4 separate regions of the Homo sapiens genome follow, and all the other regions are linked to region 2. Evidence: chromatin contacts called from ENCODE Hi-C or POLR2A ChIA-PET data. All regions are on one chromosome and are shown on one strand. The core of a region is the stretch at or near the end of the contact, and the rest is flanking DNA. Distances in the headings are between cores, read along the strand shown.

The links. A loop is a pair of places that touch in the nucleus more often than their neighbours do. ChIA-PET counts read pairs that join two places held with the same protein, here RNA polymerase II (POLR2A). Pooled maps may share reads with other maps.
Region 1: a pooled map shows a loop between it and region 2 (18-fold over the local background). The contact joins the promoter of GPR155-DT here to the promoter of PJVK in region 2. A Hi-C loop is called at or near these places in 6 of 50 pooled maps.
Region 3: a loop to region 2 is called in a pooled map, with 11 times the contacts of the local background. The contact joins the promoter of NUP35 here to the promoter of PJVK in region 2. A Hi-C loop is called at or near these places in 8 of 50 pooled maps.
Region 4: a loop to region 2 is called in a map with no recorded cell type, with 3 times the contacts of the local background. The contact joins the enhancer-like site here to the promoter of PJVK in region 2. A Hi-C loop is called at or near these places in 1 of 37 single-sample maps with no recorded cell type. POLR2A ChIA-PET finds 5 or more read pairs at or near these places in 1 of 52 experiments (MCF 10A).

Annotation. Positions count from the first base shown.
Region 1 is chr2:174,486,076-174,488,775 of GRCh38, forward strand. GPR155-DT (GPR155 divergent transcript) reads left to right here and starts at 1,313. Exons shown (of 3, transcript NR_183819.1): 1 at 1,313-1,341; 2 at 1,960-2,700. It overlaps GPR155 (G protein-coupled receptor 155), which reads right to left and starts at 954. Exons shown (of 16, transcript NM_152529.7): 1 at 798-954. RefSeq lists silencers at 469-651, 915-1,094 and an enhancer at 505-574.
Region 2 is chr2:178,450,016-178,452,715 of GRCh38, forward strand. PJVK (pejvakin) reads left to right here and starts at 1,363. Exons shown (of 7, transcript NM_001042702.5): 1 at 1,363-1,754. It overlaps PRKRA (protein activator of interferon induced protein kinase EIF2AK2), which reads right to left and starts at 1,160. Exons shown (of 8, transcript NM_003690.5): 1 at 951-1,160; 2 at 227-396. The coding sequence starts at 1,015. RefSeq lists an enhancer at 316-890 and a silencer at 653-1,432.
Region 3 is chr2:183,123,036-183,125,735 of GRCh38, forward strand. NUP35 (nucleoporin 35) reads left to right here and starts at 1,408. Exons shown (of 9, transcript NM_138285.5): 1 at 1,408-1,462. The coding sequence starts at 1,423. LOC124907917 (a long non-coding RNA gene) reads right to left here and starts at 1,922. Exons shown (of 2, transcript XR_007087331.1): 1 at 1,758-1,922; 2 at 882-1,672. RefSeq lists an enhancer at 1,458-2,226.
Region 4 is chr2:181,915,538-181,918,237 of GRCh38, forward strand. It overlaps ITPRID2 (ITPR interacting domain containing 2), which reads left to right. Exons shown (of 18, transcript NM_001130445.3): 11 at 1-890. Among named protein-coding and RNA genes, the nearest start is that of ITPRID2, 25 kb to the left of the region's middle. Within about 2 kb of position 1,359, at least 5 of the 41 ENCODE cell types and tissues checked have a DNase peak (open chromatin) inside an H3K27ac peak, as active enhancers do.

The DNA.
Region 1 (2,700 bases), core at 63-2,562, 4.0 Mb before region 2:
CTCAAACATCCAACATCCTTTATCCCGTGGGATAAGTGTAATACAGTGTGGTACTATTAGAGCACTCTTCAACATTAATAGTCGCACCATTCACCCACTCCTACCTACTTGCAGGGCGCCAAATGTCCTCCCTAGAGACCCAGGGTAGGGAGCGCTGAGCACTGCCTCCTTGCCTCGTCTGCAGGGACAGACTGTGGCCCTCCAAGATAAGGGGCGCAGAGAGTTCCTAACCGAATAGGCTGCTCGGAGAGCAGCTGCCAGCCAACCCCTGGGAAGGCAGCTGTGGAAGTGGAAAGGCAGCCAGGGGTCTTTGCCTGGCGTAAGAAAAAGGTGGTCGCTAGTCTTCCCAGGGCACGGGAGTCACAACGTCATGGTAACTAACATACCCCAAAAACGGGTAAGGGAGAAAATTTGGCGCAGTGCTCCAGGTGCCTGGGCAGAAGCCTTCGGAAGGGCCAGATACTGAGGGTACCCTCGGGATAAAGGGAAGAGTCTAAGAAAGACAGGGTGGACGCCCGTGCAGTGAGGAGCTTCCCAAACTAGGGATGGCAGTTCTGTCTCCGGAGGGGACGAGACACCCCCTCCCCCGCGCGAGCCTTCCCGGGTGATCTCACACGTTCCACAGGCAGGCGCTGCGGGGCAGAGACAGCAGGTCCAGACAACGGGCCGCGGGGCCAGGGCGCAGAGGGTCGGCGGCTGCCCACGTGCCCAGGCCTGAGGGGCAGAGGCAGGGGTACCCCGTGCCCGCAAGGGAGAACCAGGACCCAGCAGGTCCGCGCTCCAGGGGCCCCTCTCACCTGCTTCGTCTGCAACCTTGGAGTGGCGAGGAGAAGGGAGCTGGTGCTCGCAGGGTGCCAAGCAGGGAGAAGACCACCGTCATCTCCCGCCCCCAGCCCTCTTCGCCGAGCGCAACCGGGTGCCAGCTGCAGCAGCTTAGGCACGTTCCGATAAAGTAAGGTGGGGTAAGCCGATGCGGCCCTGTCAGCTCAGCCCCTCGCCGGCCGCGAGGCCCCGCCCCCGCCCCGCCTTCAGGCCCCGCTCCCTCCCAGCCCCGCCTTCAGACCCCGCCCCCAGCCCCGAACTTCCAGCAAGACGGGCCGCTTCCCGCCCTCGAGCCCCGCCCATTTCCAGGAGCCTTGAGCCCAGAGTCTCCGTCCCGCCCTCAGGCCCCACCCACAGCCTCGGGCCTCCGAGCCACACGTTCCCCAACCCCGCCTTCAGTCCCCGCCCCCTCCTCCAGCCTCGGAGCCCCAGGGTACCCGGCCCCGCCCTGCCGGCTGGGAGCCTCCCAGCCGCGATCCTCCGGGGCGGGACTTCCGGCTTCCCTGCTCCCACAAAATGGTAGCCGCCGTGGGGGATGTCCAGTTTTTTTTCCTCTTCCCAAGTACAGACGCAGAGCAGACTTGTCTTTCCGCTTAACCTCAACCTCGTGTGATCTGCCAGTTTCGCTCCCGGTTAGCCCAGGACTTTTTATAGCATAGAGTTTTAAAGCAAGGGCTTAGAATCAGACCTGGGTCAAAATCCTGCCTTCCACCTTCACCAAGGCAGTGTGACCTTGACGTTCCTACATAAGAGATTAAAATGTAAACCCTTAGCCCTGAGCTTGTTTTAGAATCTGGGCCCCGTCCATGACTGCTTCTATTCTATTGCGGTACGGGGGTGGGGTGGGGGTGGGGAACTACATGCATGTCCACTCAGTATACTGAAACTGGTTACATTGATGGAAAACTTCCAAAGCTTCTTGAAATAAAGGTATTGAAACTATCCTCACAGGGTTTATAAGAATTCTGGACAAAAATATAATTAAGCATTAATCAGGCTACACTTTGACCCACTTCCTTGTAACCCGAAAGTCGGGTAGAGCTAGATAGTACATTTGTATCCCGTTGTCCCTATAGATAGGCTTTCTGATGTTAAGAGTCGTAAGGCTTTTTAAGAATTGCTTAAAATGTTTTTCAGACGCCAAATTCCAGCGAAACAGCTGATGCCAGCCAGCTTGAAGACCCCTGCCACAGAAGAAGGGAATCAGCATGAGAATACAGCTTCTTCATCTCGCTGTCCCATGACTTCGCCCTGTACTCTTCAGCCAATTAATGATCTCCACACTTGGGACCACTCTAAAACCCTTAAGAACCTGAGACTCAAAGTCCTCCTGGAGACGAATTTGAGGTTTCCTCCTATCTGTGTTTGGTGGCCCTATGATTAAACCTCTTTCTCTTCTGCAACCTGGTGTCCCAGTGTATTAACTTGCCATGGGCATCAGACAACAAACCTATATATAGTATCCCAAATATGGTGCTCCACTTTGAAACCTGAAGAAATCCTGCAATTGAGTTAGCCTTTTGAAATAAAAATTATTTCAAATTTTAAAATATTTATATATGTTTCCACTTAAGATATCTACAAGCATTTGTTTACAACCTTTTATCTTGCTTTGCATCTTAAACATTTCTGTATGGCAATTTCCGTGTCTTCCTATCATCTCGGCCATCTTAGTGCAAAGATACAAAATTGTGTGGCTTATTAAGAAAAATTACAGTAAGCTAAGGGTAGGTTAAAGGATCTGAAACTTAGCAGGAAAAATGAGCAGAAATTAAAGCTATAAAAGGCATGGATCCTGCTCCAGTTCTCTTTGCTTCTCCTTTGTTCTCTGTCTTCCTCACTTTTAACTGCCTTCTTTGTTTCCCTTGAACCTGACTA
Region 2 (2,700 bases), core at 113-2,612:
GGGTAACTTTTTAGTTTCTAAGCTTCCTTGGTATGTGGGGAAGAGAAAATTAGGAAGAGAATCAGATGCAGCTGAAAAGCCCTAACGACCTGAGATGAGAGGTCTCAGTTTCAGAGCCTGTTCCTCACAGCTGTCTGGCAAAAAGAGAACTTTTCCGAACTGAAAAGCAACACCAAGTATTGACTGCCAACCCACTCGGTCATCCAGGTTAACTGTGTATACAGACCTGTGCAGGTTATGTCACCAACGGTTACTCTGAAGGTGAAAGTGGGCACGTGTATTTGCACATCAGATCTTTCACATTCATAAACTGGGATGTTCTTGGTCTTCATGCCGTATTCGTGTAATACCTGAATCGGTGTTTTCCCTGGCTTAGCTGTTATCATCTTCCCCAAACTGCAAAAACCACAAAAAGGTGTGCTTTGCATGCCAAATTGGAGATTGAAGCAGAAGCGTAGAGGCCAGTTTTAACCGCCACCGACGGTGACGAGGGAGGCGCCGAGTTCCCCGGAGGCCAGGGCCAGAGCTGGCGAGGCTGGGGCGCACCTGTCTTCCGGCCCCGCTGCGGCAGTCACTCCGCAGGAGCAGGCGGGGTGAGCGAGGTCTTTAGAGAGAGCACTTGAATGCGGGTAGGAGAGATTCTCAACAGAACAGGGCTGGCAGCAGCGCCGCAGCCTCTCAGGGAAAACCTGACGATCCCTTCCCGGGCGCGCCGACCGAGCGTCACCTCCGCCCGCCCCGCGCGCCGCCAGGGACCACGAGAGGGGCGGGGCCCGGCCGCAGACCCCAACCCTCGCCGCCGAGAGGGCGGGGCCGAGCACCCACAGCCGCGGAGGCGTGGGCGCCGGGCACGGCTTTACCCAGAATGCCTCTGGAGGGCCGGCTCCCCGCGCCCCGGCCCTGCCGCCCAACGCTCCCGGCCCTGGGGCCCTGACTGCCCGCACGCTGACCTGAAGGTCCCACTGTCCTCGCGCTCCAGCGGCGGGGCCTCGGCGCGGTGCCTGCTCTGGGACATGGCGAGAAGGGACGGCTCAGCGGCTGGAGGAAGAGCGGTGCGGAGCGACGTGCTCGCTCCCCGGGTCGCTGGTCCCCGGGAGGAGCTCCAGCGCCGCCACCTCCTCCGACTCCCCCGCCTCCTGCTTGCGTTGCTCCAGCGAGGGGGCAGGCAGGGTGGGGGCGGAGCCTTGGTGCCGTAGCTCCGGCTACGCCCCCTCGCTGCTCCTCTGCGGGCCTCCGTCCCGGCCCAACTCCGCCCCTGTCCCTTCCAGGGTCCGCCCCCTTCCCGCCCGGCTCCGCCCCGCTCCCGCGTGGGCACAGGCATTGGGCTCCCGGGGGTTCTCCGCGCCCGCCCCTGCCGGCCCTGACCAGCCTGTAGTAACTGGCCCCTAGGCCGCAGTTCTTTGTCCTTAGCAGGAGGCCGTTTCTTGCCGGGAGAGAGGGATTAGAGGGATTGTCCGGCGTGGGTCTAGGGTCGTTGAGGCCTAAAGTTAAGCCTTTGTGGGGAGGACGGATTGGGGGCTGGGTCACTTTAAGAAAAAGATTCTAAAATTACGAAGGCAGAATTCCAGGGAGTCTCCCGGGCCTGGTCCTGAAGCTTGAGACCCCGGATATATACGCTCCAGGGGGCTGCGGTGCGCTCTTCGGGTCCCCGAGCCCTGTGTTTAGGAACACGCGGGGACGTCCAAACACCCGCTCCTCTCCCGCCGGGCGGGCTCCTTTGTCTTCTGGGCTTTCGTCGCGAGATGGAACGCTGGGTCAGTGCATCCCAGCAAAACACGTTAGGAGTAAACGAAGGCCTTTCCGGGGACCTGGGTAGTCGGTTGTAATGGCGTTTGCCTGGGATGCAGCACCTTTGGTGGGCCATTAGATGACGTGTCGCTTCTCCAGGGGCTTGCTAGGCACTAGCAGAAATGCTCCCCTGTGCTTACTCGGTGTTATGGAAGATTGCTTGCACAATGCTATTCGTACGAAAGGATATTATTAAAAGTGATTTATGGGCGGGCGCGGTGGCTCACGCCTGTAATCCCAGCACTTTAGGAGGCCGAGGCTGGCGGATCGCCTGAAGTAAGCAGTTCGAGACCAGCCTGGCCAACATGGTGAAACCCTGTCTCTACTAAAAATACAAAAATTAGCCGGGCGTGGTGGCATGCGCCTGTAATCCCAGCTACTCGGGAGGCTAAAGCAGGAGAATCGCTTGAACCCGGGAGGCAAATGTTGCAGTGAGCCGAGATCGCGCCACTGCACTCCAGCCTGGGCGACAGAGTCAGACTCCCTCTCAAAAAAAAAAAAAAAAAAAAAAGCGATTTGTTGTTTTGTTAGCATGTAAGCCCTGGATGCTTGAAACAAGTGAAAGATGTTCAGAATCTAATCAAATTATATCATCTGATGCTTTAATTAGAGCCTATTCTCTCTTCCTCTCCGTCTATATATGTATGTATATAGATTACTATCCATCACTGTTTTAATGGATATCTTATTGGAAGGGCTACATAGTCAGTATTTCACAATATATGAACTCCGCATAACACCTATGGCAAAACATTTCAGCACTCAGGTAAAATTCATTTTTTGCCACAAAATTACTTAAAAACAGGCCAGAACTTTATATAGCTCTTGTTAAAGGTTAAGTAGCTGGGATAATAATGAAACAAAAAGATGCAGCAGGACTCCATTTCAAAGAGAGAGAGTCTGTGTGCCCAA
Region 3 (2,700 bases), core at 158-2,657, 4.7 Mb after region 2:
CAGTGTCAGACAGACCAAAGATGCTACATCGTTGGCTTTGAAAAAGCAGGAAGGTGGCACAAGCTAAGAAATATAAGTGGCTTCTAGAAGCTTGAAAAAGCAAGGTAATAGATTCTCCCCTGGAGCCTCCAGAAGAAAATAGTCCTTCTGGTACTTTGATTTTAGCCCTACAATACTCATTTTGGATTTTTGGCCTCCAGAACTGTAAGAGATACATTTGTGCTGGTTTAGTTAACCGAGCTTGTGGTACTCCAATGTGACTTTATCTGAACTTTATTACATCTGCAAAGACCCGATTTCCAAATAAGGTCATATTCATAAGTATGAGGGTTAGGACTTGAACATAAATTTTTGAGGGACACAATTCAATTCACACACCCATTTTCAAAAAGTCAATTCGATCTGTGAGTGGTTTTAAAATTTGATTTCTGTGAACCTACCATTTAATTCTGGAATTGTTACTGCCTCATTCCAAAGACAAAATTCTTCCTCCATTTGAGATTTTAGGAAGTCCTAGAAGAAATAGCTGAGCATGGGTGGATATTTTGGAAATAATCCTCATGGTATGGAGCAGAGAACGTCCCCAGTTATACATATGTAGCACATTATTTTATAAAGTTAGTATTTGAGCAAAACTAAACAATATATTTTTACACACACATATGCAGAATATGTGTATGTGATTTACGTATGACTATGCCCTAAAGAAAAGCAGCAAAGTGAGGGGACGTGGACGGCAGGGATGGCACATGCAGAAGCACGCAAGATTCCGCGGTGTGGAGGGTTCGTGGGTGCGTATAATTATCTTCCATTATTTACATGTGTACTTTATGCGTTCGTTAGCTATATTTTTGTATGTTTTAATATGCAACAAAACGGCGTATGAGTTACGCTTTAATGTAAAATTGTCTACATAACACAAAATTTAAAAGAAATGGCATACGGATAGTAGAAAACATGCTTTGAGGAAAAAGCGTCATGTACTAAGTCCAGAAATCGACATTGCAAAGAGGCACCAACTGTTTTCATCAAGCTGACTTTTCCAGGTGCTACTCAGAAAAGCTGACCGATGATAGAGCACTGGGTCAACTCACGCTAATTATGAAACCGTGAGTAAAATAATCTGTGCTTCTATGTAACTTAAGTACCCACAAATCAGGAAGCATTCCCGGATGAAAAGCATTCACAGAACCATACGCTGGTTCGCCACCTTCCCGGTGCAAAAACCCTTTCCTCGGAAATTCTCAGCGCAAAGACTTTGCCCTATTCCAAAATGGCTCCGGCGCCTACAACTTAAGCATAGCGCAGGTCCGGAAGTTACGCAACCCCATAAGGTAGCACGCCGTTACCCGTGGGGAGCGTTTCCGCCATTTTTGAAAATTAATTGGGAAGGTACTGGTTTTAAGTGTAGTTGCCGACGCAATGGCAGCCTTTGCAGTGGAACCTCAGGGGCCCGCGTTAGGTGAGTGAAATATTGCTTTTCCTTGCTGGCACTGCCATCCATGCTCTGGGCCTGGAGGCGGGCAAGACTGAAAGGCAGTCGTCAGGCTCTCGTCTGCTGGTTTCAGTCGCGGAGAGGGAATCCTTGGGTGCCCCCAAGTTCATAGTCGGTCCCCTACTCGACGCGTCGCCTCCATACTGCTACAAAGGTGGCGCCGGGAAGCTGAGGGCCCTGGGAGGGTGAAGAAAAGGCCGTCTGGCGGTGACTGAGCTGTGTTTGTGCCCCCACACGCCAGCCACGTTAGACTGGCCCATACCTTAACCTCCTTCTGATACCCGAGACGCGATGCTGGTTGCTGGATTCCCAGCTGGTTGCTGGTCCCCAGAAGCATCCCTGGGAGGAACTGACCGCGGTACACGTGGGTGGGCGGTGCCCTGAAGTGTGTGGGTGCAGTCCACTGCTTCTTGATCACCGGTGCTTCCAGTTCCTGTTTTGACTCCTCTCTCCCGGGCTTTGCCAAAGGAATCTTGTTATTAATGGAAGCTTGAATCGTGCAACATTTAATCAACCGTGTGGTTGGTAATCATTGAGATATTGACCTTAACAGCAAGCTAGGAGTTCGCACGATATTTCCCGCCTTTATTTGGGGAAAGTGACTCTTAAGTATTGTAGGAGGTATTTTTCTCTAGTAAGTCACGATCTGAATTTTTTTAAAGATTCATTCCCATTATTCATTGCGGAGCCTCGTTGAAATATGTCGTCTTTGAAAAAAATCTACCACTTTAACAGCACGCGGATTTCTTTTTTTCCTGCTGAGTTTTGCGACTTGTGAGAATCGTCGAAAATTTTAGAACGGAAAATAAACCGTCTTACTGTCATAGAGACTTACCTGAAAAGTTAGGTTATAACTTTCTGAGCTTGGAAAAGAGAGCAAATGTAATATATATGGTGTGGAAAGAGTCTTTAGATTTGAAGGGTATGTAATGCTTGCCATGTTTGGTGTAAAATAAGTTCTTTTTGAGAATAGAGTAACTTGAACTACTTTAGTCTGTCATAAAAAAACTAAATGCATAATGTCAATAATGCAGATACTCTGCATTAAAATTTATATATAGATGTCGTCTTGGTATTTATTTTTAATGTATTTTAGAGATCAAAAACTCTTCATTTCCAGTTCCAAATTTTTCTATTCAACAAAAACATTTTGGAGTGCATATTTATTGGGGTTACAAATGTGAGTAAACCAATCCCTGTATATT
Region 4 (2,700 bases), core at 109-2,608, 3.5 Mb after region 2:
CAGTAGAGCTACTGAGGGAAGCAAGTGCTGAAAGTGATGTGGGTAAAAGCAGTGAAAGTGAATTTACTCAGTATACCACACACCATATTCTGAAATCATTGGCTTCTATTGAAGCTAAATGCAGTGATATGAGCTCTGAAAATACAACTGGGCCTCCCTCTTCCATGGACAGAGTTAATACAGCTTTGCAAAGAGCTCAAATGAAGGTTTGCAGTCTGTCTAATCAAAGGATGGGGCGTAGCCTGCTAAAATCAAAAGATTTGTTAAAACAAAGGTACTTATTTGCAAAAGCTGGCTATCCTCTAAGAAGGTCTCAGTCTTTACCAACCACCTTATTGAGCCCAGTAAGGGTTGTGTCCTCTGTCAATGTTCGATTATCTCCAGGAAAAGAGACCAGATGCAGCCCACCTTCCTTCACCTATAAGTACACACCTGAAGAGGAGCAGGAATTGGAAAAGCGGGTGATGGAACATGATGGTCAGTCTTTAGTTAAATCGACCATTTTCATCTCTCCATCATCTGTGAAGAAAGAAGAAGCCCCCCAGAGTGAGGCGCCGCGGGTGGAGGAATGCCATCATGGAAGGACTCCTACCTGTTCACGGCTTGCTCCACCACCAATGTCTCAGTCTACCTGTTCCCTTCATTCCATCCACTCTGAGTGGCAAGAAAGGCCCCTGTGTGAGCACACAAGAACTCTGAGCACTCACAGTGTTCCCAACATATCAGGGGCTACTTGTAGTGCCTTCGCTTCCCCTTTCGGGTGTCCTTACTCACATAGACATGCCACCTACCCTTACCGAGTGTGCTCTGTGAATCCTCCTTCAGCCATAGAAATGCAGTTGCGAAGAGTATTACATGATATTAGAAACTCACTGCAGAATCTTTCACAGGTATGAGAAAAAGTATGTTATCATTAGCTTTTTTCTTTTACTGCTCTGAGCACTTTTTAATTCACAGAGAAGCTAAGGCACATCAAGTATGAACTACCTCAGCTTTATTTTCTGACATGTCTAAACTTAATCTGCATCTGCCTTCGTTTTCTATCTTCCCTCCTGTTTCAAGGGAGAAGCTGTAACTAACCCTGATCAAAGTCGATTTCTCTGCTCACAAGTCTGTCTCCTTTCCAAGAGGAGAGATTTTTCTCGTTAAGTATCCTCCCATTTTTAGTCTATCATCCACTGTCTTTGTTTTAGTCTAGAATCTTTTGTCATTTCTATTATTAAAAAATCTTCCCTCTTAAAGTTCTTTCTCTCTTTCTCTCTGCTATTTGAACATGTTGACTACCTTTTCCTTTTCCAAGTTTTCTCCCTGTTGGCTTCTGTGGCACCACGTTCTCCTGGTTCTGCTCGTAGCTCTCTGACTAAGCTTTCCCCTTCACCTACTGACCCTCGATGCTGTGCACAGAGTTAGTCTACTTCCACTGGACTCAAAGACTGGAACTACTCCAGACCAGAAAATAACAAATCAGGTAAAGTGTGAATTTGATTTAAAATGCTCTGTATGTCTTGTCACTTTTAAAGTCATTCTCAGATTTGTTAGTAGACTGGAAATAATTTTCCCAAAAAAATTTTGAAAATAAGTACGTTGTCTTCAGTTTTGCCTTTTACATTTTCTTGAACATTCTCTCTGAATGAATCATGTTTAGACAATTGAGGGATTGAAGAAAATGACAATGTAATATAGTCATGAGAGCATTCAACAAAGAGTCAGGAGGCCTAGAATGAATGTAATAGACCTCTTATCATGACATAGTAGACAGGGAGCCACTTGGAAAGTAAAAATCAAAGGTGTAACTTCTCAAGTTATAATAAGATATACCTCCTCTTAACTGTAAGTTTTATCCTCATGACAATTGTCCCCTAACAGTTTTCTGTTTAAACAGAATGTGGGTGTTTCTTATTCCTCCTTACAAAATATAGTTCTGTCTGTGATGGAACTTGCAGCTGTGATTATGTCAAGCTGGGGATTTCCAGGACCCTGTCCACCAGTACCGTGGTGCATCTTTCTAGGCCACCTAGTTCTTCTGCTCCAGCTGTGGTCTCTTTCTCCTGGATATCCCAGCAATAACTCAGCTAATACATCTCCCCATGCCTACCCCACCCTACACTAGTGGACAGGTGCTTTCTATGATGTGGTCTCTGACTATCTCTCCAGCCTCATTCCTTAGCTGTAGGATTGTGCACAGGTCTCTAAACAGTTGTGTGTTCTTAGGTATCTGCACATGGCTGATTTTGTGTTTTGTTTTTTTAAAATAAAAAGATGAAGTTTCTGTTTCTCGCCCACGTGGAGTGCTGGAGACAGTGGTGTAATCATGGCTCCCTGCAGTCTTGAACTCCTGGGCTCAAGTGATCCTCCTGCCTTGGCCTCCCAAAGTACTGGGACTATAAGCCACTTTTTTTTAACCGAGATCACCCAGTCTTTGCCTTTCTTTGCATAATCAAGCCCTATTTACTGTTAAGGCTCAGTTCAAGTAGTGTTACCACTTTTGGGAAAGTTCACGTAATCTGAATTTTTCTGTGTTCATCATAGCACTCCTTCCACAGTATTAGAATTTTTTTAAAATTTCCTTTATTTTTCTTTACACTGTGAGAACACCTGAAGGCTGGGAATACCTTTTATGTTTTTATCTCACTGCCTAAAATAGTGGCATATAGGAAATGCTAAGATGTCTGAGAAAGACGACAATGATTGCTTGCTCTC